4 separate regions of the Mus musculus genome follow, and regions 1, 2 and 4 are each linked to region 3. The links are chromatin loops, found by intact Hi-C in ENCODE. Cell type or tissue: heart. All regions are shown on one strand.

The links. A loop is a pair of places that touch in the nucleus more often than their neighbours do. Peaks named below come from ENCODE experiments on the same cell type or tissue, not always from the same donor. Only the 100,000 strongest peaks of a DNase experiment are listed, where the experiment ranks them.
Region 1: a loop joins it to region 3, with 2.5 times the contacts of the local background. A loop is called at or near these places in 4 of 42 quality-filtered maps.
Region 2: it touches region 3 in a loop (2.0-fold over the local background); 4 of 42 quality-filtered maps call a loop at or near these places.
Region 4: a loop joins it to region 3, with 2.7 times the contacts of the local background. A loop is called at or near these places in 4 of 42 quality-filtered maps.

The regions. Positions count from the first base shown.
Region 1 is chr13:115,028,100-115,036,099 of GRCm38, reverse strand. Itga1 (integrin alpha 1) reads left to right here. Exons shown (of 29, transcript NM_001033228.3): 3 at 715-827; 4 at 4,907-4,995; 5 at 5,106-5,217; 6 at 5,937-6,064. Among named protein-coding and RNA genes, the nearest start is that of Pelo, 58 kb to the left of the region's middle. In heart, no CTCF peak of the experiment used is centred here; no DNase peak of the experiment used is centred here.
Region 2 is chr13:115,003,744-115,011,743 of GRCm38, reverse strand. It overlaps Itga1 (integrin alpha 1), which reads left to right. Exons shown (of 29, transcript NM_001033228.3): 9 at 4,675-4,840. Among named protein-coding and RNA genes, the nearest start is that of Itga2, 76 kb to the right of the region's middle. In heart, a CTCF peak has its summit at 7,902; no DNase peak of the experiment used is centred here; H3K27ac peaks cover 3,317 bases.
Region 3 is chr13:115,085,634-115,093,633 of GRCm38, reverse strand. The region is part of intron 1 of Itga1 (integrin alpha 1); the gene reads left to right. It overlaps Pelo (pelota mRNA surveillance and ribosome rescue factor), which reads left to right and starts at 3,476. Exons shown (of 2, transcript NM_134058.3): 1 at 3,476-4,440; 2 at 4,673-5,279. The coding sequence starts at 3,715. The coding sequence ends at 5,104. In heart, no CTCF peak of the experiment used is centred here; DNase peaks (open chromatin) are centred at 2,953, 3,373 and 4,053; H3K4me3 peaks cover 3,662 bases; H3K27ac peaks cover 3,554 bases.
Region 4 is chr13:114,814,045-114,822,044 of GRCm38, reverse strand. It overlaps Mocs2 (molybdenum cofactor synthesis 2), which reads right to left and starts at 3,808. Exons shown (of 6, transcript NM_001113374.1): 1 at 3,722-3,808; 2 at 1,099-1,243. The coding sequence starts at 1,196. Gm34790 (a long non-coding RNA gene) reads left to right here and starts at 3,821. Exons shown (of 3, transcript XR_382937.4): 1 at 3,821-4,111. In heart, CTCF peaks have their summits at 3,591 and 3,790; a DNase peak (open chromatin) is centred at 3,834; H3K4me3 peaks cover 1,857 bases; H3K27ac peaks cover 1,197 bases.

The sequences.
Region 1 (8,000 bases), 58 kb after region 3:
AAGATATGGATCTTGGCTATTGTAAAGAGTGTAGTAAGAAACACAACCGTATAATCATCTCTGTTGCATGCTGGCTTACAATCCTTCACCTGTGTACCCCAGAGTGGAGGAGCTGGACCACATGGTAATGCAACCTGTAGTTATTATTTAATGTGTACTTCTTGTTTAATGTTTAAAGATACTCATTATTTTAATGTTATGTGTATGGATGTTTTATCTATGTGTTTGTCTGTATATAGTGGGCACGTACTGGTCTCAGAGCCAGAGGAAGGCATCAGAGTCCCTGGGGTTGGAATTAAAGATGTTTGTGAGTCACTGCGTGTATCCTGGACTTCAAACCCGGGTCTTCTTCAAGAGCAGCCAGTGCTCTTAACCACTGAGGGATCTCTCCAGCCTCATCGCTGATTTAGGAAGGACTTTTACTGATTTGGAGTAGCTGTAGGCAATGCAGTCTATGACGATTTCCTTTTAGCAGTTCTTGTTTGTTTTCTTAATGATAGCCATACTGATTGCTGAGATTTACAGCAGCACTAGCAAGCTGGAACTCGAGGGTGACACTCTGCTTAATTTAGACAGAATTAAATTACCAACAGGGTCATGATCTAGTAACGTGTATGGGAGCAAACGTCGACTGTCTTAGAATTTACCATAAAATAATTAAAACAAATGTATTCTCCTGCTTAAGATTTTCAATTGCTTCTTTTCAAATTCCAGGGTTCTTATTGGTTCTCCTTTAGTTGGCCAACCCAAAGCAAGAACTGGAGATGTCTATAAGTGTCCAGTTGGGAGAGAGAGATCAATGCCTTGTGTGAAGTTGGATTTACCAGGTGTGTAAAATTAAACAGTCCATCCTAACTTGTGCCCATATTCTCACTGCAAACAACTTTCAAGTGACCCAAGAAAATACTAAAATTAATAAACCATCTTTCTGCATTTGACATCTGGAATTCATATAGAACGACTTTGTGTCTCACTCAGTCCTTAATTTATTTCAGTAACTCATCAGGAAACAGCCATAGAATTGGAATAGCTTATTCGATTTGTAACTTTACCTCTTACCCTACATTGTTCAGTATCCATTGAAAACAAGTGGTTTGCCAAATGGACATATCTACCACATTCCTCACACAAAATGCAACTTAGTATCCAAGTTTATAAACTGAATGAGAGAAATTACAGTAATTAGGTATATTAATGATTTTTTAAAATATGAAACATAGGTATATCAAAATAAATATGTCTTCATAAAAATAGCACTTTGAGTGTGGCATGACTAGAAAATTACCCCTAAAGTCTCTATCTAGAGCTTTTTTGGTATCCATAAATCGTTAAAAATGATTAAATGATTTATGTCTACAAGTTCTGCGGACAGTGTATTTTCCAGTTCTCCTGTCTTCAATTTCTAATTTCTTTGTTTATTATGAGCATTTTCCTTCACATTCATGAACACAGCTACCATGCATATTTGAATACCCTGGTGCCTGATCACTGTAGCACCAAGGATACTCAACATTTTTTCTGTCTGCTACCTTTCCTTGAGGTGAGAAAATACACACACACACACACACACACACACACACACACACACACACACACAAAACTTCTCCTTAGTTATTTATATTTTTGAAATATAAACTGGATTTTAATTATAAGTATTGAAATCCTTATCTGTTATATTCCTCTGAATGTTCTAATTTTTTAAAAAATACTAGCAGGCAATTTATTTGGCAGAGCACATTTCCCCGATTCTGATTTTTTTCAGTTAGAATTGTTAAAGTTGTATTTGGTTCTTTCTATTTCCCCTAGGCTGTGTGGAGTCCACTCTTCACATGGCCCACTCAGACTATACAGAAAAATAGACAGAGTACATAAACATATATTGTAATTGCCCTTATATGGCTTCTTTTCTAAGATACTCCTTGCTCCCTTTTAAAGATGCTGTCATTGACCCTAAATTTCTATCTTCTTTTTGTTCAAGGTAGTAAACCTAGAACTCCTGTTTGAATTTTATTACCTAATAAGGTATTTCTTTAAGGAAAAAAAGAAAAATAAAACCAAAATGAAACACCAAACCAGTTATTTAACCCAGTGCCGGCCTCTTCTAAGTACGGACTCTATGTAGCATCTGTGAGCGTCTTTGCCTCCTCCTCTAGGATTTATACTATTATTTACAAAATGATTCTTTTTGATAACAACTAGTCCCCTATTCCTGGAAACTAGAATAGTCTCCAAACTAGTGCAGAGGTTTTTTAACTACATCAAAAACAGTTGGAAACATTTTCTTTTCTTTCTAACATTTTCTTTCTTTTTAAAAAATTAATTATTTTATTTAATAATATCCCAAATCTTGCCCCCCAAACCTGGTCTCCCCTTGCAGAGTTCTTCTCCCCACCCCCCCTTCACCTCTGAGGGGGTGCTTCCGGACCCCTGTATTCCCCCACTCTAGGGCATGAAGTCTCTACAGGATTAGACATATCCTCTCCCACTGAGGCCAGACAAGGCAGCAATCTACTACATATGTTTTTGGAGCCTAGGACTAGAGTATGCTCTTTGGTTGGTGGCTCAGTCTCACAGAACTCCGAGGCATAAGACTTAGTTGATACCATTGGTCTTCCTGTAGGGTTGCCATTCCCTTCACCTCATTCAATCCTTCCCCTAACTCTTTCATAGGTCCCTGACCTCAGTCCAGTGCTTGGCTTTTAGTATCTGCATCTGCCTCAGCTGCTGGTAGAGCCTCTCAGAGGACAGCCATGATAGGCTACTGTCAGCAAGCACAACATTGTTGTGGTAAATGATTAATCCTCTGCTCCCAGCAGGTGTTCATACCTCTTCTACACCCACGCAAGTGTTTTAGATTCACAAATGAAACACACACACACACACACACACACACACACACACACACACACACACCAGCTTATTTTTAATATGACTCAACTAGCTCAATGGCAGGACCACTCCTGAACCTCCACGTGGCTAACACACTCCCCACCAATATTCCTGAGTTAATACTTACTAAATCTATGTTTTATCTTTGCTGCCCTGGACCCTGCTGCACAGCCCCATGGGGCTTCTTTCCTCTGCACCTACCAGTGTCCTCTGTTTTCTACACCCCTGTCATGGCGGAATCTTCTTTTCCCTGTCTCCTGCATTTTGGGGGGGGGGGGGGTCCGGGAATCCTAAAAGTCCCACCTCTGTCTCTCTGCCCAGCCAGCAGCCGCTGGCAACTTTATTTCCTAGTCAGAGCCAACTGGGGGCAGGGACCCTCAGTGAGGATGTTTGGGCTCCATTGTGATTTCAGGAGCTGAATTAACCCAAACAATACAATATGGCATCAGTAATAGTGTCAGGGATTGGTGCCCACCCATGGGATGGATCCCAAGCTAAGCCAGTCATTGCTGGGTTTGCCCTTGCACTTCTTGTAGACAAGTCTTATAGGTGGCTTGGTGTCCCCATCCCTCCACTGGGGCTCCTAACTGACTACTGAAGTTGATCTCTTCAGGTTGCTAGGAAACATTTTCAATATCCTCTAATTGTCATAGCAATGCTGATTCTGGGCAACCCTCATTTAAAGTCTCAAATCTAGATCTTTTGATACCAATGTACACAGTAGCTCAGCTCAAGATCCTTTGACTCATAATGCTTTGTCAGGGCTTTTTTTTTTTTTTTAATATCACAATCCCTTTGTGCATATGTTATGTTTTTCTGGTTTTGTTTTTTATGCATTTCTCTGTGTGTGAATGTGTGTGTTTCTGAACCTATGTACTTTTCTTGTGTCTTTTCTTTGGCTTGATTTGATTGTTTGTGTTTTATCTTATCTTACTAATTTATTTTATCATCGTTCTTTATTTTATTATCATTCTTTGGATGCTTGCTTTCTAATGAGAGAAAGACAAGGTGTGGATTTGCCCGGAAGAAAAGAGAGGCAGGGAGCAGCTGTGAGGGGCTGGGCAAGGCAAACCACAAACAGAACATATTTGAAAAAATATCTATTTTCAATAGGAAAAAAAATAGAAAAAAAGTGGTTTCAAAGCAAGGCTGACCAAATCCTTGATCAGAACCCAGTTCTCAGAAAGTGAGATGGACCATCCAGGAATCTGTTTCCTTGTTGACTGTAAGTCTGTAGGTGAGGGCGTACGCAGACACGAACAGTACTAAGAGTCTTTCTTGAACTCAAACTGTGCCCCTTTCAACTATTTATGCTTCTTGCACTCTGAGCAGAATCTAGGCGCCTTCCCTTTCCTTGTCAAGTCTTTCTTTTTGAACGTGAATGATTAAGCAGTGTTCTTCGCCAGTTTGGTCAGGTCGGAATGCGATGGCCCATGGTTCCTATTTGGACTGTCTAAAGTTCTCCTTTCCTGTAGTCTCTTCATCCAACCTGCCTGGACACTTCTCTAATCCTGACACAGCTTTCTTTGCAGCTCTCCTGACATCCCTATGAATTTCAAAGTCACGATAAAAACATTTTTGTTTGACTTCCCTGCTCTATGCAGAGCCGGTTCACCTTCCAGAAGTTACATTTTGCCTTGGTTGTTTGTAACAAAGAACATCAATTATCGCTAGCTATACTCTTATGCAACTGAATATTGCATTTGTTTTAATTAACAAAAACGTGTGAAAACCAATCCCACATTCTCGTTGCCCTGCTAGTTCTGCATTCTTTCAACATCCAGCCAAACTATTTGAAACAGTGATACAGACAAAGTCTCCGGGACATGAGCCAGCTCTTCAGCCTTAACTTGTTCATTATATTTCCCAGTACCGGGAAGTCTATTTAGTTGAACCAGAACAAGAATGTGCTATGCGATGAGCCAAGCAAATAGAATGTTTTAATGAGGAGACACTTAATTTCATATTATAAAACATATTTTCACACTCATGAAATCTTGTTGTTCTATTTTTGTAGTTAACACATCGATTCCTAATGTCACAGAAATAAAGGAAAACATGACATTTGGATCAACTTTAGTCACCAATCCGAAGGGAGGATTTCTGGTGAGAAAGAAGAGTGATAAGTGTCATAAAAATGGGAATGGAGTCATTTATGTCTTGAACCCTGTTGTATAATGTTCAGTTTTAAAAGCTTGCATTTTTATTTTTCAAAGGCATGTGGGCCCTTGTATGCCTATAGATGTGGACATTTGCATTATACGACTGGCATATGTTCTGATGTCAGCCCTACATTTCAAGTTGTGAACTCGTTCGCCCCTGTACAAGGTACACATTTTATGCAATATTCGTGCATGTTTGAAACCATAAGCAATGAATGAGCTACATGTCTACCCAAGAGTACACCAAAGGCTTCCCGGATTTCATCTACCATCATTCCCCACTTAGGCAAACGCTTGACTTGCTAGTATATAACCAAATTTTGCTCCTACTTTTGGAATTGATATTAGTATAAATAGCCTTAAGGATTATGCTTAAATTTCACAGCTAATACTATCATGCTGGTTGTATGAAAACAGTGAATCTCTCTGAAGAGAATAACTTCCTTTGAGATGTACAGAATAAAAACAGTATGATGAGGAAATTCCTCTGTGTGTGTGTGAAATTAAAGTAGAAGGTCAGGCAGTGGTGGTGCACACCTTTAATCCCAGCACTTGGGAGGCAGAGACAGGTCAATCACTAAGTTCGAAGCCAGCCTATTCCACAAAGCAAGTTCCAAGATAGTCAGGGCTTCTCAGAGGAGGATGGAAGGAAGAAAGGAAAAGTGTGTGTGTGTGTGGGGGGGGGCACATTCTATGATACAAATTCCAAACTGAGTATAACAAAAATACAATATTTTTTCACTAAAATTTTTCTAAAAATAATTCAAAAACAATAGGTGCGGTGAGCGCCTCTTTTAGGATGGGTTTCTTCCAGCCGGGGAGAATACTTCAGCTGCTCCTAAGAAGGGAGATGTCTAACCCGCACACCACTTTCCTCTGTCACAGAATGTAGCACACAGCTTGACATAGTCATCGTCCTAGATGGCTCCAACAGCATCTACCCCTGGGAAAGTGTCACTGCCTTTTTAAACGACCTTCTTAAGAGGATGGACATTGGCCCCAAACAGACACAGGTATGTGACCCTGTGCTTTCATTCCTACTGCCTAAAGAATGTATAATGTGTAGTTTTTGACTGGGCAAGTGTTTGAGTAGCTCCCTTAAACTAGATGTGTGCTGTTTCTACTTTTGACTTGACTGGAACAAAATGATTTTTAGCGGGGTGTGCTGGCATATGCCCTTCTTTAGTCTCAGCACTTGGGAGGTAGAGGCAGGTTTATCTCTGTGAGTTCAAGGCCAACTTGGTCTTCATTGCCAGTTCCAGGACAGCCAGAGCTACACAGTTGACTACGTTAAAAAAATCAAAGTGATCTTATTTTTTAAAAAGACAAAATGCTCACATTTTAGATAAAACAAGCTGAAAACTCCATATCCAGACCTACTAGAGAGGTGAGGTTGTAAATATCGCACTGGAATGGCTTGAAATCAGTAAAAGAAAACAGGTTTTTATCTACCATAAAATGCACATTTTTCTAAATGCAACTTTTAGCATGTAATTAATCTTTTCAAGTCTTGCAACTAGGAGAAGATATATATACATATATACATATATATATTTTTTTTACTAGAACAAATTTTAATCATATTTTACTGTATTATATTACTAATTATTTATTATTAATATTATATATGTATGTGTATATGCTATATATATATAGTGTATATACTAGATAGCATGTATAGTACATATATACTCTAGTATATATATACATATATTATAGATACAGCAATATAGTACATAACTATGTGGTATATGCTATAGTATATATAAATACTATACTATGAATATATACTATATGTTATATATAAGTTTATATATAAAATATATGCTTACACATTCAATGCAAACGGTTACAGTTTTCTTATGGTTTCCCTGTTAGAACTATACTAATTTGTCTTAGCATTCCCAGAGGAACTAGTCTGCTTGTACATCAGAGGAAACCCAGCTTGCCAGGGTGGGCTTCACGGAGCTGTGAGTCTTTCTTGGATGGAACAATGACCCTATTTAGCAGAGTGGACCAGATACTACAAGTTAATGGGAAATGAACTCTCTGTGCAGCCAAGAGTGGAGTCCCACCCACTTAGTTCCGTTCCACAGATATTTCCTTCTACAGCATTGTATCCAGTGTCACTTGTAGTATCTTCTAGCTTTACCCAAGCCAACCTATTTCTTAAAGAGACAAACTGAGAAAGGAGTGGTAGTGTGTGCCTATAAGCCCAGTACCCAAGAGGCTGAGACAGAAAACTCACTGTGACTTGAGGCAAACCTGGGTAACACACATCAAGTTCCAGTCTAATCTGTGTTACGCAGAGAGACATTGTCTCAAAGAAGCAATGTAGCCTACAAAAATACCATAGAGAAATTGACTGTATTTCTAAATTTGCACATCACAGTTCACTTGTACCATGCGTGGTGCAGGTTAACCACACTCACTTCGGTATTTATTCAGAATCGTTGGTGAATGTGTGCTCTGTGGCAGCTCAGGGTGAGGACGTGGTTCATAGTGGGAAATGAGATATGACTCTCCTTCACTGGACTTCCTTCCCCCATGCAGCATTCCTTCACACACACACCTTGTGGAATTCCTGCTTCAGAATGCCTGAGGTGTGTGGACTATATCCAAGACTTTCCAAATTAAACTTTCTGAATCTGTTATGGGAACACTGAGCCTGAACCTTGTATGATTCTTAAGTATATTCAAGTTTGGGAACACCAAATGCTCTGTGCTTATATTGATGTCCACATGTCCATAATTGACCCCAGAGCAAACGGTGGCTCATCTTCCCTTAACCAGTCCACAATTAGCTGAAATGATGAACCTCAGTGAATGGTTGTGAATAAATGTATACATCACAATTTTTTCTGTATTTTTCTCTGGTGGTGGGTATTCAATGGGATCCTTTTGCAAGCAACATTTTTTAATGGTCTCCTAAGCATATTTAGTCTTGGA
Region 2 (8,000 bases), 82 kb after region 3:
ACAATACACGTTATCTCTGCCTCTCATCTTTTCGAGGTGTTCGCAACCATGAGCTCTTAAGAGCCCTGTGTTTAAGAGATGAAAGGGATCTTAGTCTCCTCTTTGTGCAGAGAATTCCCCCGTAGATCACATCTGGCCCTTCCTTTCAGCTGACAATTCATAGCCCTGCATGTGCCTTGAGTCTAGGGGCAGGCATCTCTTATATCTGAAATCAACTGTTCTTTCATTCACTAAAATTTATTTATTTGTCTCATATATATATATATATATATAAGCAAGGAGGAAAGATTTGAAACCCCAAGAGCTCAGCCTGAAATCTACAAACAATAATTATATATTATCTGCATTAGCTTTCAACATGCAATTAATAAATTTATCTTTTTCTTTCAAAAGCATGACTGATGCTAAGAAGTGGGAGGGGGCGCTCATACACAGAAAAATGTTCCAGGACCTGATTCCTAGCTTTCTAGGGGCAAGGCACCCCATTTTATAAACAAGACGATACATTGTATGAAAGTTCATTTGCCAATTATTATCAAATTCTTTATTACCTCTTCTGCTGCTACAGTGTAACTATTTTTGAATCTATGGTTGAGAATAATTTCAGATGCCCTTGCCTTTACTCAGGAAAGTGTCCAAATAATGAGTGACATTTAGTCTATGGCTGGCTTCTTTCTTCAGTATATAAAGCCAGAGCTTGCTCGCTGACTCCAGAAATCTGAATATCAGAGATGATCTCATTTTTCTGCTCTCCCCAGAGGAACTGGTCAGCATCCCAAGGACCACGGATGCAGGTCATAAACAGTGTTAGCCATCATCAGAATGATCAGTGTTGGTGCTGAGGGTGTAGTTCAGCCTAGGTTGCTTGCCACCCTCGTGGGAGCACTTAATACTCACACACTAGCACACACAACCAATGTTAAGGACGCTTCCCCAGAACGACAACGTCAGTGGCATTTTGCATCAAGTCTGGCGACATGGTCAGTTTTTCCTTGCCTTGAATTGCTTTGCTTGTTTGGAATCCCATTTGATAGTCATGCATTGCCTCTCATCTAGTCAAAAGGAGATTTCAAAATCCCACTCATCTTCATGGAGTACCATATAGTGATGTGTTTCCTATTTAATCATTGAGTTATTACCAAACTGCTTTTGAGAGCTGTATAAGCAAAAAAAAAAAAAAAACCAAAAAAAAAACAAAAAAAACAAAAACAAAACAAAAAAACAAAGAAAGAAAGAAAAATTCATTTAATGATAATTATTTAATTTTTTTCCTAATTTGTGTCTCTTTTTCCCTAGTATATCATGTTTACATTAAAACATATTATGTGAGACCAAACTAGAAAACAAGACACGTGTGTTACTTTCTCTTGTTTGTGCAACAATACAGAAAGTCTTAGGGAATCTCAGAGTCTTCTGCTTGTATCCACACAAATAGAAACTCCACCTCATGTGCTGTGTGCACTATTCTTCTGTCTCAGTTGTCCGGACTAATCCTTCTACCCTGTCTGTCTCCCAGTATTTGATCCCGAACAACACAGAAATGTATTTTGACAGGAAACGGCTCCCTCAGAGAATTAAATATTGGTAATATAAATTCCTTATTTAAAAGATTCAAATGTGTCCTGTTCAATTTTCCCATTGGGAAAGGTCATGAGTTGGCTCTGCATCATCCATTTCTGTCCAGGGAGAGTATTAGTCTGGTCCATCGGGCATCATTAGATATGCAGAGACTACTCTTTGCGATAATGGCTGAGAGGTGTAAATTACTTATTGCACTCAAATGTAGATGAGGCATCGGTAAGGATCTTAGCCTTCCATTTATGTTTTCAAATGAAAGACAAGCTGTGCACATGAATGCACTCCGTATGTTTACTTTGACATCTCTGCCTCAAGGAGATGTCAGTTGTGAACACTTCTTTCAGGTAGATATTAGCGGAGTTAAAATGCTTAGGGTCCACAGATTTGAGATGTATGAAGCAGCAAAAATATATTAGCTGTATTATTTAAGTTTTTTTTATTTATTTTCATAGAAAACATTTTTAACAAGCTACCAGACCCTTGGGTGAAAGATTCCAATAGGCTTCTGCCATTGTTCTCATCGTGACAGAAGATGGTTCAAGATCATATGGGGGGTCACAGTAACTCCTGCATCTGAGTATATTCTCCTATAATTGTACTTACCTGTTTTTTTTTCTTTAAATATACCATGTGGGTACTTTTCCTACTTAGATAGATCCACTTGCCTCCCTCCTGTTACACTTACCCAAAAAATGTCTGATACAATTCACTCCACAATCAACAACTCCAACCACACATGCCCTAACACTCACCTATTAAAATTTTCTTACGAATATTTTGAACTTCATCAATTTTAGATGAAAGGGAGCTGATGTATTGACCCAATAGTTAGCCTAGAACGTCCTAGGTAAGAAGCAAACAGGAACAATGAAGGTTTGATATCCCGGGATGTTTAAAAAAAAATCTATAAACAACGTAAACCACTCAGAGGGACCCACAGAGTTCCGAACCTAAGGGCCATGCAGGGCACCTCATTACCAGCTCCACATTTCCTAGGCACGTGATTTCCCAACTCACTGGGCAGTCCTTCCTAGATATCCATGTGTCATTCGTTGCATGTACATCAAACCTGTGAAAGAGCTAGACTGGACTGGGTCTCTGGGGTCTTAAAAGTGAAGAGGAGAGAGTTGGCTTGAAGTCTTCTGGCGTTGAAACGTGACATTTTCTGGGCTGGTCACTGACATTCCCCAGGGAAAGGAGCAAGCACATCACGCAGAGCCTTCATGTGTCTGCTTGACTGGGGCAGATTCAACTCATAATTCTCACATTAACACTTAGCGTGCGGCAGAGTGATGCCACCATTGCTTTCAGCCACTGTTCCTAGTGGGAAGCAAGCAAGTCTGTCGTGGGTCATAGGTCATAGGAAGAACTATGTAAATGGAAACTTGGATTTCCCCCCATTTCTGTAAGTATTTATCTATATATCTTATCAAAATATCATTCTGTAACCTATCATCTCAAACCTCCCTTTAAAACCACATGTACGTGCCTGAATAACCATCAGCCCAAATTGCACACTTGTAATCCCTTGGTCTTCTCAAAATTTTTTGTGGCATCAGTGTCCATATATCTGAAAAATTAAATTCAATGATGGTTTATTGTTTTTAACTTTATAGAATATAAAGGTGCTATGTCGTATATAGTCATTAGAACTTTTAATATATTTACGTTGATGTTGTATGTTCATACAGTTCAGTTCTTTTTAGAAGTCGGGCTAACATTTGCAGGCAGCGAAAAGCGTGTCGATGCAAAGGGTGACTTCAAAGTGCACATCCTAAACACATCTGTTAGCATCCATTCCTCTCACTTCCAGACAGTTCCCTGTGCCTTCTTTTCTTCTAATACGGATCTCCTATTGTAACCACTTCCATAAATTACTTACGTTACTGATTCTGGATCCCATGGTGATGGTCACACATCGTGGATTCTTTAGTGTTTCACTTGTCACGCAAGACACATGGATACATGCTACTTTTTTATGCTGGTGCTCCTTATATTTATTATGCTGTCCACAGGAATCAACCATCACCTATGCACCCTGATTTACAGGCCTTTACGTTGTTCTCAGTTTGTGACAGTATAATAAGGGAAGCATGAATATTTAAAAGTGGGAACTAATAATCTTCAAGTGTCACTTGTAATGAAGACTAAACATGTTTTATTACAAGAGGAATATTTTCATTATGAAAGAGAAAAGTCTTTAATCGTATGCAGGCCATAGTCCTGCAGTGACGTGATGTGCCAGGGTGGATTGGTGCCCAGAGCGGGCCTCCTCCTTCTCAAAGGGGGAGGGGGAGGGGGAGGGGGAGGGGGAGGGGCTATGTGAGGGGGCACTGGGAGGGGAGGGGCAGCAATCAGGATGTAAAGTATGTAAGTAAATAAATAAATAAATGGAAAATACTTATGCAGGCAAATCAAGAATGGAAATATACCAGCTTGTAAGCAGAAATAAAAAATAATTGTGGTACTAATTTGTTTGATTCTCTTTCCTGATACTGACACTGCTATGTAATTTTAAAGTATAAAATTCGGTAATATCTTTGTATTGGGGATTTTTCATTTAAAATTTACATAGTATTATAAACATGGGCATTTTTACACAGGCAAAATAGCACATGCCTTAAAGATAAAACGTGATTAGCGTGACTTCATGAAAGTTTAAGATTTCTCATAGAAAATGAAACGCACATAGAAGACTTTATGGCAGAGTGCACATAGAACTTTCACGAGTCTTTAAGAAACATGCACATGTATACATGTATACAGGCATACGTGTATCACATATACATGTACACAAACAATTGCCAGTAGCTCCAGCTTCGGGTGGGCTTCTCTCTGGCCTCCAAGGGAACCTGCACTCAAGTACACACAACCACCAGACACAAACACGTCTAATGAAAAATAAGATAAATGCTTGCAGGAGTCAATATTATGTGAACCATGTCCTCAGAAAACTTCCATAATATTCCCATAAGTTTATAACCATCCCCTGTCTGAAGATAACATGCATGCTCTTCTTTACTGAAAATATGCCTGAGATACGTATTTAACATGCAGAAGCTAAAATACGCTCTCGCCACTTTTGCTGGACCCTAGATCCTTGGCCACTATAACAGGGGGAACTTAAGCACCGAAAAATTTGTGGAGGAGATAAAATCAATCGCAAGTGAGCCCACCGAAAAGCACTTCTTCAACGTCTCAGATGAGTTGGCCCTGGTCACTATTGTTAAAGCTCTGGGAGAAAGGATATTTGCTTTGGAAGGTATGATGATCTCTCCTAATCCTGCATATCCTATGTAAGATTCAAACGTATTGTAATGGGTTTGGGATATTATTCTCAGGACATTACTAACTCATTTTTACTGTGTGCAACAGCCATCGGGAAATAATTCTCTTTTATATGAATGGAACTACTTTACAGAAATCCATGTCGACTAGAAGCCGACTTTGTTAGGCTGTGACAATGTGCAGCTGGGCTGGGGAGCACAGCAGCCAGCATAGACCTGTGCAAGAACGCAAATGCCCCAGCATGCCTTCTTCCTTGTCTGTGACACAGGTCTAGAATGTAAAGCCACTAGCTCAACTTTGATTTTTCCCCACTGTGTCTTTGTCCCTGGGGCCGCTTCAAGAGTGTTCTGATGCAATTGCTTCTTTGTTCATTTCCTCTGTAATTTGCCCTTTGTGCATTTCTAAAGATCTTCTCGGAGTTTTGCCTCAAGTCCTTTGGCTGCAATACTCCATCTGCTATGGTTCTCTAACCATGCCACGCCTCTGAAGAGTTTTTTTTTTTTCTTTCGACTTTTTCTGTGGTAACTGCCTGAAGCGGCTACTGAGTGATGCAGTCCCTTAGGTGGGAGTGCCAGTAACAAATGACTAATCTTCTCTGACTGGTAACATCTTTTTCACAGTTTTGAAGGCTGGAGCCTCAGAAGTCACTTGGAGAAACCATGTAGAGTTCTTTTGCCCTTCTGGGGTACCTTTGTTCCACTGACTATCTACAAGAGGGCACTATCAAAGTGTCACTTCTGTAGCTGTTAAAGGCTCTCTTTCAAATTTCCCAGCAGAGCCTTTTAATAACAAATGAAAGAGAATATGGGGATGAGACTTGACTTTTAAAAGGGTAGGCTATGTTGAGTTTCAGTGAACAAGAAAAATATAGAGAAAAATACTTGTGTATATGCATATGCATGTGTGTGCATGTGTGCGTGCGTGCGTGCGTGCGTGCGTGCATGCATGCGTGTGTGTGTGTGTGTGTGTGTGTGTGTGTGTGTGTGTGTGTGTGTGGTGAGGACTGAACCCAGATCTTTATATATGCCAGACAACTGCTCTACAACTTCACTATATCTCCAGTTCAAGAAAGTGATGAAAACTTGAGGTTTCAGTATTTCTTGAGTAGCCCATGCTAACTAACATTTTGCTTTGCAACCAAGCGCACACATGTACATGCCTATAAAAAGAAAGCCATCTCAGTACGACTCATGACAGTGCTGTTATATACAGTGCACTGTGCAGTTCTCATCTCTTCCTGCTTTTTCGATTTTCTTTCAGTGAAAGTGCTTCACTCGCCCTTTCAAGTCTGAGTCACAGTGAGCTTGGTTTGTTTGTGGGGTGATAAGGAATGTGAGCCCAGGCTCTCCAGCCCCCTTTTCTCTGCAATGCCTCCAGAGACAGAACACTTGAGTCCTTATCACTCTAAAGTCATAGCAGTGTCTGAATGGCTCAGCTGTCCTGCGTTCTCAGCACACATCTCTGTCACACGGCTTTAGTCTTTCAATAGCCATTGGGATGCTATTTAGCAACCATGTTTGCCTAGATTTAATATGGACGGTCTTCCAAATCATTGTGCCCTTTTAACTTTTAATAACACAGGCCAAGAAAGAATCTATAAAGGTTTTTTTTTTGCATATTTTATTTATTTACATTTCAAATATTATCACCTTTCCCAGTTTGTCCTCCACAAGCCCCCTACCCCATACCCCTCCCCCTGTTTCTATGAGGGTGCTCCCCCCACCCACCCACCCACCCACGCACTCCCACTTCACCACCCTAGCATTCTCCTACACTGGGGCATCAAGCTGTCAAAGGGCCATGGCCTCTCCTCCCATTGATGCCAGATAAGGCCATCCTCTGCTACACATGCGGCTTGAGCCATGGGTCCCTCCATGTGTACTCTTTGGTTGGTGATTTAGTTGCTGAGTGCTCTGGTGGGTCTAATTGGTTGATATTGTTGTTCTTTCTATGGGTTGCAAACCTCTTCAGCTCCTTCAGCCCTTCCCCTAACTCCTCCATTGGGCATGCCATGCTCCGTCTGATGGTTGCCTGTGAGCATCCACATCTGTATTGGTCAGGCTCTGGCAGAGACTCTCAGGAGACAGCTATATTAGGCTCCAGTCAGCAAGCACTTCTTGGCATCAGCAATAGTGTCTGGGTTTGGTGTCTGCATGTGGGATGGATCCCTAGGTAGGGCATTCTCTGGATGACCTTTCCTTCAGTCTCTGCCCCGTTCTTTGTCCCTATATTTCCTTTAGACATTTTTGAGACTATAATTAGGGTTCCTCCTTTTCTTTCTGCCCTCAGGGTCCTCTCATGTAACCCTCCCTGCTATCCTTCAAATTCATGCTCCTTTTTCATTAATTGTTATTAAATGTGTGTGTGTGTGCACGTGCACGTGTGTGTGCACATATACATCATAAGATTTTTAAATATAAGCTGTTTGGTCTGTATAATGTTACTTGTATGAGTTGGATTTTCTGTAATTACTTACACTAGTCAAATACAGTAAGTATCATTTCTTAATATTCTCTAAGTAAGGAAGCAAAAATAACCTATAATTGGCTGGATGTAGTCACACTGTAGGGGACATAGTTTATTTTGCCTGAAATGACATTTTAAGATTTTTTTCTAACCTAACTAAAGCCCTATTAAAGTTCCTTAATAAAATGTTCAAATGCTTCAAGACATCTCTGTATCTAAATATGATATCATTCTATAAAACTCTCCAAAGATTAAAATACCTTTTTGCATCTTAATGCTGCACTATCAAGGCTAAAAGCCACCTGGGTTGTCTGCTGTTTCTGTTTTTGTTTGCAAGGCAAGGATCTGCTGGCTTTGGTCCGCCACTCCAGCCTCCCTGGGGCTGGCACCAAACAGCAAATGGCGGTACATAGAGTACATTTGCCCTTACTCTTTTCATAATGAGATCGGAAAAGGCTTTTCCCCAACTTGTTTGGGAAATCTCCATTTCCTGTCACTATTTTTGTCACATGGTAAATAGCTGCAGTTAGGAAAGTCTGCCTTGTGAGGCACAATGCCACCTAGTGAGTCAAGCATGCTCAGGCATGGACTACATAGGTCAGGGAATGGTATGGATTTCCCTGTTTTATAGACTTCCGGGGTGGGGGGAAAGGCTCGCACTCCTAACT
Region 3 (8,000 bases):
TGACTGGGTGCTCAAGTGTGCCACAGAGTGAGTATGGAGGTTAGAAGACAATTTGCTGTAGTCAGTTCTCTCCTGCTACCTGGAGAATGAACTCACGTTTGGTATCAGGGACCCTAATACCTACTTAGCTTTCTCTTGTGGGCCTAGTTTATACCATTTTTTTTATGCACAAGCATTCAACCCCAAATCACTAGAATGAGTTTTAAAAGGAGTCGAATTTAAACGTATGCATAGTTGAAAACAAATACCATAGGTGTTAGTTTCTTTAAGTTGACGCAGCAGAGTTTTACAACTGTAATCTGTGGGATTGACTTCAAGTCCCTCAACTGTCAAGTAGAAGAAAAGTGGGTTTCAAATGGACTGAGTGTGCCAAAAGTCACGGTGAAAACACATGGAGGGCGAGAGCCGCAATTCTCTTGACTTCCAGCCCAGTTCTCCACTCTCAGTGTCCCCAAGACGACAGACACAAGCTCTTTGCAGGCAACAGCACTGACGGTTGTCTTCTTTTGGGAAGATTAATATAAGTGTGATAGGCAAATGAGATACCACTAGAAACATTCCCGGGAAGGGATCTATTTCCAAACTCCAATAAGTACAAAGGACAAGCTCAGACAATAGATTTAGTAAATCATGATCTTTTTTATTATTAGGTTTTTAGTTCATCATTAGTTTTTTTTTTTTTTTAGCTATTTGAGAAAAGAATAAAAATACAACCATCTAAGACTATAGGTTTTAGTAGTCATCATGAAGTGAAATGAATTATAATTTGATAACCAAGAGCGCTAGGAAACTTCTGTCAGGTTAATGTGTCTGTCGCTTTATCCTGCCTAGCTTAGAATTACATATGATACTGCATGCAGAGGACCTTGCAGGGACTATGGAAAGATACAAGGAACAAAACATCCAGAGTTTAAAAAGGCCAGATAAAGCATTCCAGTTGTCCTGAGGTGCGGTTTTCAGCATTCCAGTTGTCCTGAGGTGCGGTTTTCAGCCCTTCCAGACAGACACATGAGGTAAAGTGAACTATTAAGTCCCGATAACAGGATGAGCTGAGGCACCATATAAAAATTCCTAGGATGTATTCAGAACAAAGGTTATTCTGGTGACATAAAATGCGCCCCAAAACCAGAGTGCGGGATTTGAAAACAGAGTGCTTTGGTTTGAATGCAAGGACTTGGGGGTTATATTAGGAACTACAATCCCAAATAACTTAGACATATAACAAAGGTAACACAAGGAGAAGGTGAATATCTGCTCACTGATGATACAACACTGGCCCAAGTTACAAAACAAACAAACAAACAAACAAACAAACAAAAAGTTCCTAGCTGGAAAGGTGTTTCAGACAAAACTAACTCTTTGAGAAATATTGTAGCACGTACAATCACTGAGAACAATGTCATTTTAAAAAGTAGCCTAGGGCAGGGGATGTAGTTCAGTAGGAACAATGTTTACAAAGCCCCAAGTTTGAGCCTCTTAAAAGCCTTAGGGTGAAGCCCTACCTGCCTCTAATCCCAATGTTTAGGGGATGAAGGCAAGAGGGTTGGACGTTCAAGGTCATCCTTTGCTCTATATCCAGTTAGAGGTCATCTTGTGCTACATGGGACCCCATAATCCCCCCCCCCAAGATGTTGGCCTTACAACTTTAAAAAAATGTCATGAAATATGAAATGAATCATTATGAGTTTGCCATGTAACAGATGTAGAAATAAATGCACTCAGTTTTTAAAAGTAAAATCCAAATGAATGATTACCTAAGTTTGGTAGAAACAAAATTATGTGCTGAAGAATGTAATGACTTTAAGGTGTGGGGGAGGGGTCAAGGCATTCCAAACCTTCTAGGTTGATTCCAGTGAACAGGCAAAGCTGTCAATCAAAGGAAGCAGCAGGGGCTAACAGCACATAGCTTGCCTTGGCAGAGAGGGTTATGTATATAGGACGGATTGTTCATGGTGGTAGTGGGTGGGGCTAATCCGGCCTGGCTCTGAATGCCAGTTACATGATTTTGAGAACATTTGTTAACTTCCTCCTAACTTCGTTTTATTTATTTATTTATTTATTTATTTATTGTTTCAAATTAGGGTAGCATTTTCCTTATAAGAGTGAGAAAGTGCTTGAGAAATTTTCAAAAGTTGACAGTATTTCAGGGAAAACCTTTCATTCATTAAGAGTCCAGGAAGGTCTACTTTCTTGCTTTAGTGAGACCCGTGCCTGGTTCGGTGAAAGGCTTTAGAGGAACAAAGCAATGTGAGTTAGAGGCTCTGTGATAAGAAGATGGTAAATTAGATGGGAGGGGGGTGCGGAGTGGGGGGAGAGAGGATACAAAGCAAGTTAAGGTGCAAATTTATACTGGAGTCTTGGACAACCACCACCACCCCCGCAACACACACCAACCTCTAAGAAAGATGGCTGACATCAGTTAACACGATTAACCCTCCCTTTAACCTCCTCTCCTCAATTAAGGCTCTGCTTTAAAATCCTTACACAAAACGCAGTGAGCGAGCCTAAGTGGTCAGGATTTCTCTGCTCCCCCCACTGTCTTCATTCAGAAAGAGACTTCTCTGTATTTCCATCGCCACTGTACCAAAGGGGATGGGAGAAACGGAATGGATTTTTGTTTATTTGTTTTTCTTTTTCTTTTCTTTTCCTTTACAACCAACTCTTTGGCTCTTCTTTTGGGGTGGTCATATTAGATTAGCTTATCTTTACTTCCCATATCCTCAACTTTTGGCTAGTCAGTGGCAGGGAAGATCGAGCGCTAATCTACTGCAGTCCGGCTCCCACACTGAACGCCTCAGAGACTACTGCGCTGAGTCGGCCAACTTTGGATTCTGGGATTCCCAGGACATCAATCAGGTCAAGCTACATAGAGGTCCACCAGGGGTACATTCCACGCATTCCACTGCTCTCTCTGGGCTCTGTCCTTTAACATCTGGGTTAACTGGATCGTGCAAACAGGGTAACAGGCGCAGAAAACAGCTGGACACGTTGCTGAGCCCAGACTGTACGTGACTAGTTCTTAGAAACCGCTTCTGGATCTCTCTGAGCCAACAAGCTCGTCGGTCTGAGTGCTGGTAGGGAAAGAGCGAGCAAAGCCAGGCAGAGTTTGAACTTCGCCGGGGATGGGGGGGGCAAGTCTGAACTTTTGAGGGCGCTTTTCACTTTTATATAAGTTCTGAAGCTGGCTTCACGCTAAGGTGCAGAATGATAAATCCAGCTTAAATACATATGTTTGCATTCACGTACTTGGCATGTGCTCGCACACAGGGATGTGCCGGGAAAAGCTTAGCTTTTCAGAGCGCTGACCGCCTCCTTTGACGTTTATCTAGGGCGAGCCTTTCCTTTTACTGCGCCTGCGTGCGCGCGCCGCCGACAGGCCCCGCCTCTCTGGTAGGGACCCACAACAGACTTGCGCCGGGAGGCGGGCTGCGCCTGCGCGATCGCCGCGTCAGCCGGTTTCGCGGGGCCGGCGACTGGAAGTCCCGAGAGTTGACTCGTGCTGAGCGTGAGGTTTGCCGCGCCGCGCGTGGGCCAGCGCGCGGAGACTTGAGAAAAAGCGTGGGGTAAAAGTGCTGTCCCGAGCTGCAAGAGTTAGAGGTAGTGTTTCCTTCCGGGCCTGAGCCCGCCGCCCCTTCCCTGCCCCGGCCCCCCCTCCTGGGGACACCCCCCCCCCCCCTAGCGTCCCCTGTTCTGAACTGAGCCCCTGCTGAGGTCATGAAGCTCGTGAGGAAGGATATCGAGAAGGACAATGCGGGCCAGGTCACCCTCGTCCCCGAGGAGCCCGAGGACATGTGGCACACCTTCAATTTAGTGCAGGTGGGCGACAGCCTGCGCGCCTCCACCATCCGCAAGGTCCAGACCGAGTCCTCCACAGGCAGCGTGGGGAGCAACCGTGTCCGCACCACCCTCACCCTTTGCGTGGAGGCCATCGACTTCGACTCCCAGGCCTGCCAGCTGCGGGTGAAGGGGACCAATATCCAAGAGAATGAGTATGTCAAGATGGGGGCTTACCACACCATCGAACTGGAGCCCAACCGCCAGTTCACCCTGGCCAAGAAACAGTGGGACAGTGTGGTTCTGGAACGCATCGAGCAGGCTTGCGACCCGGCGTGGAGCGCTGATGTGGCAGCTGTGGTCATGCAGGAGGGCCTGGCCCACGTCTGCTTAGTCACGCCCAGCATGACCCTTACCCGGGCCAAGGTGGAGGTGAACATCCCCAGGAAACGGAAAGGCAACTGCTCCCAGCATGACCGGGCCCTGGAGCGGTTCTATGAACAGGTGGTCCAGGCCATCCAGCGCCACATAAACTTCGAGGTTGTAAAGTGCGTTCTGGTGGCCAGCCCTGGATTCGTGCGAGAGCAGTTCTGCGATTACATGTTTCAGCAAGCTGTGAAGACGGACAATAAAGTGCTCCTGGAAAACCGCTCCAAATTCCTTCAGGTAAAAATCTTACCCAGAGAGAGTTTCCTAATGTTTTAGAATGGGGAGGAGCCGAAGGCTTGGCTGGGACTATAAATGAGATTGTAACTGAACCCTGCAGTATCTAGCACTTTAAAAAGTTGTCCAAGTCCTTAAACAGGTTAGGCCTTATTCATGTGTTTGTCAAATGTCATCGTGGGCTGATTAATGGATACTTTCAGAGATTCTTTGTCTTTTATAATTGTGATTCTAGGTGCACGCCTCCTCTGGACACAAGTACTCCCTGAAAGAGGCCCTCTGCGACCCTACTGTAGCGAGCCGCCTTTCAGACACAAAGGCAGCGGGCGAAGTAAAAGCCTTGGATGACTTCTACAAAATGTTACAGCACGAGCCCGACCGAGCGTTCTATGGACTCAAGCAGGTGGAGAGGGCCAACGAAGCCTTGGCCATAGACACTTTGCTCATCAGTGACGAGCTCTTCCGGCATCAGGATGTGGCCACCCGGAGCCGGTATGTCAGGCTAGTGGACAGTGTGAAGGAGAATGCGGGCACCGTAAGGATATTCTCTAGTCTCCATGTGTCGGGGGAACAGCTGGGCCAGCTGACGGGAGTAGCCGCCATTCTCCGCTTCCCAGTGCCAGAACTTTCTGACCAAGAGGATGATTCAAGTTCTGAAGAGGATTAAGACTGGCAGTTAATAGTTTCTTCCCTGGTTTTCTCAGCATCCTTGGCAGGTGCCAGAGCAGCACTTGTTGATCCTGCTGGGGTTTCTTGTGTGTTGGGTTCACATTAAGTGTTTTATGATTTGGTGGGCAGGACATGTATTCAAATTAAATAAATCACGACGATGTCCAAGCTTATGTTTTCTAGTTCGAGTTACTGTTTTTTAAATACCTGGAAACAGCAACTTGTGTAGTTAAGAGAAAAAAAAAAAAAAAGAAAGGCTGTTTGAGGGTTTGATGATGAAACCCCACATACCAACTTTTCTTGGTTTTCCTCCTAAAAGGCTTTTATCTCTTTTGATGTTTATTTCCATTCGACTTGGTGTTTCCGAATTTCATTTCATGCTCCACTTTTTTTCACCTCTTTCTAGCTTCCCCCTCCCCTCCCTCACCCTTCCCCCCTCCCCCCCCCCCCCCCGCAAGATTTTGACTACATTCACGATTTGAAGTGGTAGCCAAACAGTAAATAAAGCCAGTCTAAATGTTATTTTCTTTCAGGGATTTGTTAAACATCATTTTAAAGATCTGCTTGTTGCTCTTTGTGGTTCTAATCTATTTTCTGTAGAGAAATTATTTTCAGACAGTAGAGGTTTGATCTCCTAGACATCTCAGCATAGTCTCATCAGGCCTCTACAGCTGAGGTGAGAGTGTGGCTTGCTTACTGTGTGGCTGATGAATGGGGAAACTGGACGTTTCTTGACATGGAAATGGTACCATATCTTCCTGTGTTTTATTTACTATGGCTTGTCAGTGTTAAATGTTCCCAGGGTGCCTGTGGCATTAGTCTGTGCGCTCATGTTCTTACTGGACTATGCTATATTTGAAGAAAGCATGTTCAGGGAGTTGAGTGATTCATGAAGTTGTAGTCTAGTAATCCTTACTGTAGATGAGGAATTTCTACAAATTACCGTTTAGAATATTTTGAACTACATAGCTTGGATCTCAGAGAGAGGGAACCTTGGAAATTAGGGATTGCAGCTTGATCTTTTACAAGCCTCAGTGTAGCACATGATTAGGAATTCTGTCTGAAGTCTGGATCACAGATGTCTTTATCCTATATACTTAAGGTTTTATTATCTGCTGGCTTCCTTGAGGTATATAACATGTTTTAGAGTTATTTTTGGATAAATGATGCTGGGAACTGATACACTCATGATATTTCTATATCCACCTCCTAAAAATAACTCAGGTTGTCCTTTCATTTTAATAGTTAGCTTTAAAGCAATATTAAAAGTATCTTCTTAAATAACGTAATAGGAATACAGAGAGGAAGCCATTATAGTTTTTAAATGTAGGACCTGGTTGGTGATGAATCCTAATCTCAGGACATACTTTGCTGCTGTAGTGTCTTTAGCACTAAAATGAAGTCTAATCACTGGTGAATACATTTTAGAGCAAGGGTTCACTGTGGAGCCTTCATAGCTTCTCATTGGGAACTCTTGAGTGGCTAAGCTGCAGCCCAGACTAATCAAACAGCCTTTCTGCCCTGGAAGTGCTGTGCGTGATAGCCTGAGCCTTCTATCCGCAGCACTGGGGTGGCACAGGCAGGTGGATGTCTGTGAGTTCAGGGAGACCTGGGCCTTTGTAATGAGATCCAGGCTTGAAGATAGACAAGTTACTGCGGCAGGGGCAGGTTACCGTAGACCACAGAGCTGAGAACAACTGGGTTCCGAGCTCGTCATCTGCAGGTGGGCTGGGCAGGACAGCAGCCCGGGCAGCTGTGTTAGCACCTTGAATCCAGTGCTCTGCTCTGAGTGAGAAGATGCTTGTTCCAGAGTCTTCAGGTGATTGCTGTGTGGAGTAAAATCCAACACAGATGCAGGTGATGTCCTTTCGACAGGACATCGGGCTGGGTGTCAACATTTCAGATCAACTGACTATACTAATGAAGCTATATCACCTCTAAGTAAATGCAAGTTTTTATGTATATAAAGTATGTGGGAAATCTTAACTCTTTTTTTCTTAAGTCATATTTTATATTGCTATCCAAAGTATAATTCATACTATATCATAGGGACAAAAGTAATGATAAAAACAATTCAGTTAAAAACTCTAGTCATTGCTGTTGGTCAGAGTGACCCTTCAGTGTTAGAAACTAAAGTGAGTTCATTTGCTGTTCCTTAGGAAGAATGGCAGCGTCTTAACCCTGGACTTGAGATGTGGGCTAGCTGGGGAGCAGGTGGGCTCAGTGCAGACGTGTCTCAGGAAGAGTGTGGATTTACCATAATAGGAATCAGGCAGATGGATGAAGAGCAACTGTTTTATAAATAATCACTGTTGAGCCACATCTGCGATGGACAGGAAGAGACAAGAGTGTAAACAGGAAGACCGGTTAAAAGGGTGCATTGGAAGCCACTGAGAGGAATAGCATCAGTAAGGAGGCCATACACCCTCCAGTCCATGTCAAAGGACACCATTAAAAACTGTCAGGAGAGGGTCAACGTGGCTTGGCTGCGCATTTTTCAGAGTTACAGAGTAGAATCTGAAGACAAATGTCAGGTTTGGCAGGTTAGGATAAAGCAACAGTTTAAGTAGGAAGTCAAAGACAGGTACCAACTTGGAAGCAGAAAGAGTTTACATCAGTTTGAAGTGTCTGGGACATCTGGAGTGCTCTCCGAGTCTGTTGAGGTTGGGGCCTCAGTAAGATTGTCCCACATCAGCCTTGGAAAGCCATAACTTAAAAAAAAAAAAATGCACTGGGGTGTTCTGATTTAATTTACTGAAAGTTGTTTTCATTATTCTTCATTGCAAGCAAGCATTAACAAGCTGTAAGCCAGCTTATAGGTTGAGACCCTCTTGGGAGTCGAATGACCCTTTCACAGGGCTGGCATAGGAGATAGCTTGCATATCAGATACTTA
Region 4 (8,000 bases), 270 kb after region 3:
AACCTTTGCTTCTGTGAAGGATATTTACTGTTGCTTTCGGGAGATCTTTTTTCTTTCCTATCTCTTTTTTTTTTTATCTATACCTTAAAGAGTTCTTATTCAAAAACAGTTTACCTTGCAGTGTATTTATTCTTCAGTTGACAATAAAACAAGCTATTCTGACTCAGTCCTTAGCCGGGCGCTCCCACACTACCCTGAAGAATGTTTATACGCATCCCACTCTTCCATGGACTAAGTTGACCCGAGAGTCCCACGACCACACAGCTGAGAAGCTGCTCCTCTGTGCTGGACAGTAGTTGACTGTCTCTTCAGGGACAATCCTTTTAACTTCCTACTTATACAGTTTACATCCAGGGAAGCTATTATCAGGTATAAGCAACCACATTTGTTAAAAAGTAAACAAGGTCATACTACAAAGGTAAATTCAAATTTTGGTCCTGCCACTGTGAGGAAAGGCCATGTGTGGCCACACGTGGCCAAAACAAGCTTTCGTTTGTATGTGCATGTATGTGTGTGTGTGTGTGTGTGTTCATGAACCTGAACACTGTGCACATTTAGGCGGAGGCCAAATGGCAACACTGGTGTCTTCCTCAATTGCTTTCCATCTTATGTTTTGAAACAAGAGTCTCTCAGTTAATCTGGACTTCACTGGCCTGCACATCCTTAGGGATCCATCTGTCTCTGCCTTCCAGGGCTGGGGCTAAAATAATGTGTTGCCACATCTGGCTTCTACAGAGGTTCTAGGTCCCTAATAAGGCCTCATGCTCATTCATACAAGCACTTCACAAAGGGAGGCACCTGCCCAGTCCCTAAAGACAAGGTATTTTAAAATTTCTCTGAGTTTGTTTTCCCACCATCAAAACACATGCATCATAAGATCTCAATGAGAAATGTTAAATGAATATAATGAACACATCAAACTGCTTACTCTAGGGGTCATGGGAGACGGTAGACAGTATTCATCACAACCTAGCATCAGTATAGAAATCCCAGTTGCTGCTGCCTCGGTAAAGGACTGGTGCAGTCAGCCTCACACAGAATAGACAGTAAGAGCAAACCATGCGCAAGGTATCCTGAGGCTGGTCCTTCACCACATACCCAGATGGCTCAGATGCATTATCCTCCACTGATTGGCGGGATGATGGCAACCTCATCTCCGGGCTGAAGCAGGAGTTGCTGATCTCCAAGCTCGACATACTCTTGACGAACAGCAAATATCACCTGGTTTCTAACATCAGCCAACCTGAAGGAGAAACGGCCCTGGTTAGACCCTGTGAACTGCTCCTCACACCTCCTCAGCTGCATTAAGTAATACTTCATTCACGAAGGTACTGACCTAACTCTCACTACGTAGAACACACTTGACCCCAAAGATATGTGAGGTTACTCTAAAGCTAAGGCCAGTGGGAAGATAGGAACTATCATAAAACCCAAGCTCAGCAGTGCGTGGGGTTTGTTATTCTCCGTCCGCTTTTCCTTTAACCTCAGAAACCTTTTGAGTATTCTAAAGAAGAGAAAAGGACAGAAAAGTTTACAGACCTATATTCAAAACTTTGGAGAAAAGAAGAAAAAAAAAATCAAAACAAAAACTTCCCAACGAGAACACAGCCTTTTCGTATGAAGCCGGCTGCTGGCTTACAGGTAGGTGAAACAGCACAAAGGGCTTGCCAACCTTTCACAGAGGGAAAAGGTGACTTGAGTGGTTCCTAGCCAGGGAGAAGCATGCAGCCCTTCTGAGCACACAGTGTGGCACAACCTTCCGAACGGCGCCACCCTTTTTAATACAGTTCCTCACATCGTGGTGACCCCCAGCCACACAATTACTTCATTGCTACTTCATAACTGTCATTTTTGCCGCCGTTATGAATCGTAATGAAAATATCTGATATGCTATCTAATAGGTGACCCTTGTGTAAAGGTCATTCGACCCCTTGGGGGGGGGGTCGCCACCGACAGGTTGGGAGCTACTGGTATAGCACCTTCCGCACAGAGCAGAGCTCTGGGGGAAACCTCTCTCCGCAGGCTGAAGCAGCACCACTCGTGTTCCTGGGACAGTGTCCAGCCATTCTATAGCTCATCCCGACAGGGCTTCAGGGAAAAATAATAAGTTTCATTTCAGATTTTCAGGGGCCAGTGAGAAATTTTCAAATATTATAAAACCCAAGCTCAGAAGCATGTAGGGTCTGTTATACTTCATTTTTCTTTCAATCTCAGAAACTTTTGAGTATTTTAAAAGAGAGAAAAGGACAGAAAGGTTTATAATGTATCTTTTTAACAGCATCTTTCAATTTTTCATCTTAGGCTATAAAAGGCAGAACTTGCATTTTTCTGTCTTAGAAATTAGAAAAATGATTGTAAATTACATAAACATATCTAGGGGGCATCCACTTGACTGCTTTTCTAGTAAATTATCTATGGTGTTCCTTGTGGTACTTGGATGTTTCTAAATACCAGAGTTTTAAATTTTCAAGAATTTTAAAAGAACTAGTACTCTTGTGTGAGAACACACATACGCACACTCACACGTAATTTACACATTTTAGAAACCTTTACATGTTCATCATATGCACTCTATAACGTTAGCTACCCAGGATGGAGACTCTCTAGCTCCTTCCACAGCTCTGACGCTTTGATTTCCTGTGGCACAGAAATGGTCTCCGAGCGAACTCCGGCTATTTCAGCACTTTTTGCAAAATACAACACGTCAATCTGAAAGGAGAGAGGATAGTCTAAATAACCCGCACCAAGAAGGCTCCTCGCTCCCCAAATGCAATGGCTCACAAAACTTCAGTATTGGCCTGGTGGTGGTGACACATGTCTTTAAACCCAGAACTGGGGAGGCAGAAGCAGTCAGATCTATGTGAGTTCAAGACAAGCCTGGTCTACCAGAGTGTAGTTCTGGAGAGCCAGGACTACACAGAGAAACCCTGTCTCGAAAAACATAAACAAACAAACAAAACACTTCCATATATCTATAGATTCATATTTGAGACAAACGCTTTAAAATCACTTCTGATTTCTGCCTACTGTTCAGACCTCTCACAATCTCAAGCTTGTGTGGCAGCATTAAAATCCTACTAAATTTCCTTAGAAAACATGCTAAGTCTGACTTGACACGGAATCGATTCTTCCATCAGCCGCGAAGCAGAGACAGAGGTCTGAGTCAGGGGGTGGATTACACAAGTAAATTAAATAACCCAGTCAGCAAAGGCCTAGCTTTCATTTCACAGTGGTCAAATGACCTTTGATTCCGTCCTACATTACGATTGAGTTACAAAACACAGAACATTTGACATGCAGCAAAGCAAATGGGCTTGAATTACAGGATCAACTGGTAGTTTCTAGGCCAAACCCGTGTAATCAGCCTGGGAACTAAGGGACCTGACTGTGCACAAGGTCTCACCTGTCACTCAGTACAACTCGGTCTCTCCACAATAATCACGGCTGCTGCAAACTATCCTGAGCCTGTCAATCATTGGGTGATGCGCATTTCCTCACAATAATTCCTAACTAGGAGCGTTTTAATTTTAAAAAGTGTCAAAATAAATCATCCGGAATGGTAGGGAAAAAAACCGTCTAGGTAATCGGTCGTGAAGGCCATGACCTGGACACCAGAGTTCGGGGACAGAACTTGACATTCAGCGAGCAGCAGGCGCAAGACCCGGAACCCGGGAGGAGTTAGAGAGGAAGGGGCGCCCCAGCCGCGCGAACCAACTCTTACCTGGCACCTAGGAACCATCCCGCTACACACCGCGAAGCCAGTTCTCCAACCCCTAGAGGCGCCGGTGACTCAGAGCGCATGCGCAGCCGGATGCTCCACCTTCTGGGTGGTGCTCAACCCCGGGCGTGTGGACACTGCGCCTGCGTACACTTCGCTCCGCCCCGCCACGCCTCCTGCACCCACAAAAGTTTACTCTGCTTTTGGATCCCAGTGCTGCGACCTCTTGTGTGACCCGGCAGGGTGGCCTTCCCCAGGCTAACCTATGCGGCCCCTCCATCCAGTGTGGGATCCGGGTTCTTATTCGCAGCGTGGAGACGGTATCTGACTGTCACTTCAGTGTTTTAGGCGCTCAGGAGTTTCTGAGCCAGCGACCCCATCCAGACTTCCTAGGTACACATCTCTGCCTTAGTTGTCGCGTGGGTACGTGGATTTAAGTGGCCCTCGCTGGGCGCTCAGTCCGGGTTAACCGTAACTGTGTTCCAACTGTAATCTTAGTAAAAACCTTACCTTTCAGTTGAGAGTGGCGGGGGGCGTGGCTGGGTCACCTGCTGTAGGAAGTCTCACCGAGGAGATTCTTGTGCCAAATACATTTGCCAAAATAGTAACAAATACGGAAGGAAAGGACATTTCACGTTCTGTGTCAAGCTATGGGAACGTAAAAATTGGGTAATAAATTTCCAGAAGGAAAATAGTTGGCAAGATGGGTGTACTCAGTTCAAGGAAGAAATAGAAATGCAGAAGGGGAAGGGTGGGCAGAGGGGAGTAATAAGCCCGATTATGATTTGCATCAACATTTATTTTGATAAGGTTGCTAAACATTAAGGTTAAATATTTATGTCCACATGCTGTTAGGTAAACGAGGAAACTGACAGTCACTCTGGGCTCCTGGGTCGTTTCCAGTGACAGCAATGAGCAATATCTTCAATAGGCTAAGAAACAATGCATAGTTCAATGTGGTTTTGCAAACAAACTGGTGCATATAAAGGCTAGAGCCTATCATTCCTGCTTGGGGGCGGAGAGGGCAGGTGGGACCTCAAAAATTGCCTAAGAGCTCTTCCTAAAAACTTCCTTTGGTGGACTCAGAGATGAGACAGGGTTAAGCCTGTGCTAGGCTGCTCTGCCAGAGGACGCAGGTTCAATTCCCAGCATCCACATAGGCGGTGCTCAGACACTCATACAGGCAAAACACCCACACACATAAGAAATAAAATCTTAACAAGGACAAAGACAAAGCTCAATAATGTTTTACTCTATTCAAATATTAAAAATCCAATTATGAGACCATGACATCAGGATAATGCCATTCATTTTGAAAATATCCTCTTTATTCTACAAGATTCTTAGGGCTGAGATGTTGCTTAGTGTAAAGTCACAATCCACAGCACTGAACAGTAAAAATTTTTAAAATTCTTTTACAAGTTAAAAGAAATAATGTTTTCAAATGGCACACATTTTCCTGCGGTTTTTCTGTTGATGGATTTAACTTAATAGCTTAGTTAAAAAGAAAAAAAATTCTTTGTCAGCCTATTCCAAATCTTGTTGGGGAAACACGCTGTCTCCTTTCTGAGTTATTAGTGGAGTGAGTCTTTTCAAGGTTTTTGGCCTCTAGTACTTCCAGTTTCTATTCATTTTTTTCTTCATTACTCAAATAATAAAAAAAAAAAATACAGCCCTATCTTAAGTTCTGATTGCAAACCAGACTAATACCAGGATATTTTCATGTTATGCTGAAGACTTTAATGTTATTTTAGTTACAAACTCATTAATTACATAAGTGGGTAATTAGAATGGAACATAATAAATTACTAGGAATAGCCTAACCTCTTTAGTAGCAAGGTTATTGTTTTGCTTAAGTTACAATTTATTATAAAAAAAATCTAGTCACTATTTTCTCAGTCTGTACTAAATGAGATGCCATTTAGTTAAAAATACAGACATAAATTTAGATAAAGACATTTCCGCCTTATTTCTAGATTTAAAAAAAGAATCTAAACTCTGATATTAGAAATGTAGAACATTTTGGCTCCTCACAAAAGGATCTATTTATTTGAGGAAGATATCTCAGGAATGACTGTATTTCCAAAAATGTTCATTCCCTTTTCCAAAATGTTTTCCAAGAAATGTCTGTCAGGGTCTATGTTCATTAGATTTGCTAAACAAATTTTGAATGCACAGGTAACATCATTTCCTGTCTGATTAATATTGTGTAAATACTTCCCACCATTACTACTGCACATTACTGCTGTGCAGGTTAGTTTAAATGTCCACCGGTCACACCCTTGAATAAACTGGAAAAGGAGCTCCAATCTAAAAATAATATAGATCAGGCTCTGTGGACATGTCTGTGGGAAAGCCTTGATTGGTAATTGGCCATCCTTGGCATGGTGACGTCCCCTGGTCTGGGCCTTGAATTTTATAAGTCTGGAGAAAGCCAGAAGCAAGCAAGCAGGCGGCATGGTGCACACATTTCTTCTGCTCTTGACTGAGAATGTGAAGTGACCAGTTGTCAGCTTATTGCTGCTATGACTCTCTCTGTAACCTGGAACCACAAGCCAAATAAACCCTTTCTCCCCTAAGTTGCTTTTGGTCAGGGTGTTTTTTCATAACAAGAAAAACAGCTTAGTCTCTACTTGAACTGAGCCTGAAGTGAAAAAAAATTTTTTTTCTGTTTCTAAAACAAACAAGGCAATTTATCTGCCTACTTCAGGGGTTTAAAACAATCAAGCAAACAATCTGGATGTCTTGTGTATTCACCTTCATCACAGCCTATCTCTATTCTTGTCTAAACATTTTCTGTGACCTGTTTTTAGTTATTAATTTAAATCTAAGAGCCCCTAGGTACCTACTGCTCATTGTCAAGGACCCCTCTTGGAATGTGACTTGGTTTCACAGATTGGAAAACATGGAGCCTATGATCATATGCTATATGAAAAAATATATATATAATAGATCTTGAAATTTCAGTCTTTATGCAATTCTTTGAGTATAATAGAATTTATGCTCAGCAGAAATATTTCTGAAGATGATCGGGAGCTGGTATAAGATAAAGAGACACTGGACTAATATCTTTGAAGAATTTCAAATGCCATTTTAAAAAAAACTGATAACATGGTAATTATGTTTTGAAATACTAGCTTTACATAAACCCACATGAAATTATGCATCTTTACAGGTGACCCAAAATTTCCAACACCAATCTACACAAATGACTTATGAAAACAGATTTATTATTAAGGCCTGCTATAAGAAGCATGCCCAGCGCAAGGCATGTATTATTGAACACACTTCACAATGCCTTACGCACCACACCTTGTAGGTGTATACATATTATCAAGTTGGCTTTGTGATCAAATGAGTGTTTGAAATTATGCTATACTTCTTGTTTTATTCATTAGTAATTTGTAAAGAATAAACCCCACATAAACTCCATATCCTTGTTAGTTTATTCAAGGAGTAAGGTCAAAAGAAGCATGCCTTTGGGGCTAGTCATTTCTATTACAAATCTTTCACCTCAAAAAGTAGGGAGCTAGCTCTTAAAGACACCTGTGATCATTTTTAAAAACATTTTTTTTGAAAACCAATATGCAATCTTCCAGTTGAAGGTGGCAACAGAAGTCTGGATCTCAAATTTTTGTTGTGTGAAAATCTAAGATTTGCACATAGAGATATGCAAGAGGCACAAGTAAGGAAAGGGGGAAGAAGAGAGAGAAGGGGGGGAGGAAGAGAGGGTGGAGGGGAGGAAGGGAGGGGGGAAGGAAGAGAGGGTGGAGAGGGAGGAAAGGAGGGGAGAGAGGAGGTTGGTCAAAGAGTTGTTAGCCAATGAAAACCAAATCTTTAAGGACCATAGTATGGATTCTAGAAAGCTCCAACCAATGACTTTTTAGAAGCATTAGGAGGGAGAGTTGAGGAAAAGAAAACTCAAAAGCAATGAGCCAAAAAATAGCAGACCAACTCTCTTAGAAGATAAAAAAGAGAACAGGATTGGGAGCCATTTCTGGGGAGGGTACAGGCTATGTCTGGTCTTGGTGAATAGCTCATGTCAAGTCCTAGTCTTCAAACAGCTCCATAAGGAAGCCAATCTCACCTTTTGCACACATCTCAGCCTTTGTCAGTAGCAGTGACTGATTCTGGAATACAGGAAAAGAACACAAGCTGGATGTCTCTCCTTAAATGTGGTAAAAACCTCAAAAGATTGAAATAGGTATAGAGTTTGGATATCATCCGAAGCCCAGGTTTCTCTCAGGACTCAAAGAGCGTAGGCCCACCATTGTGCACTACA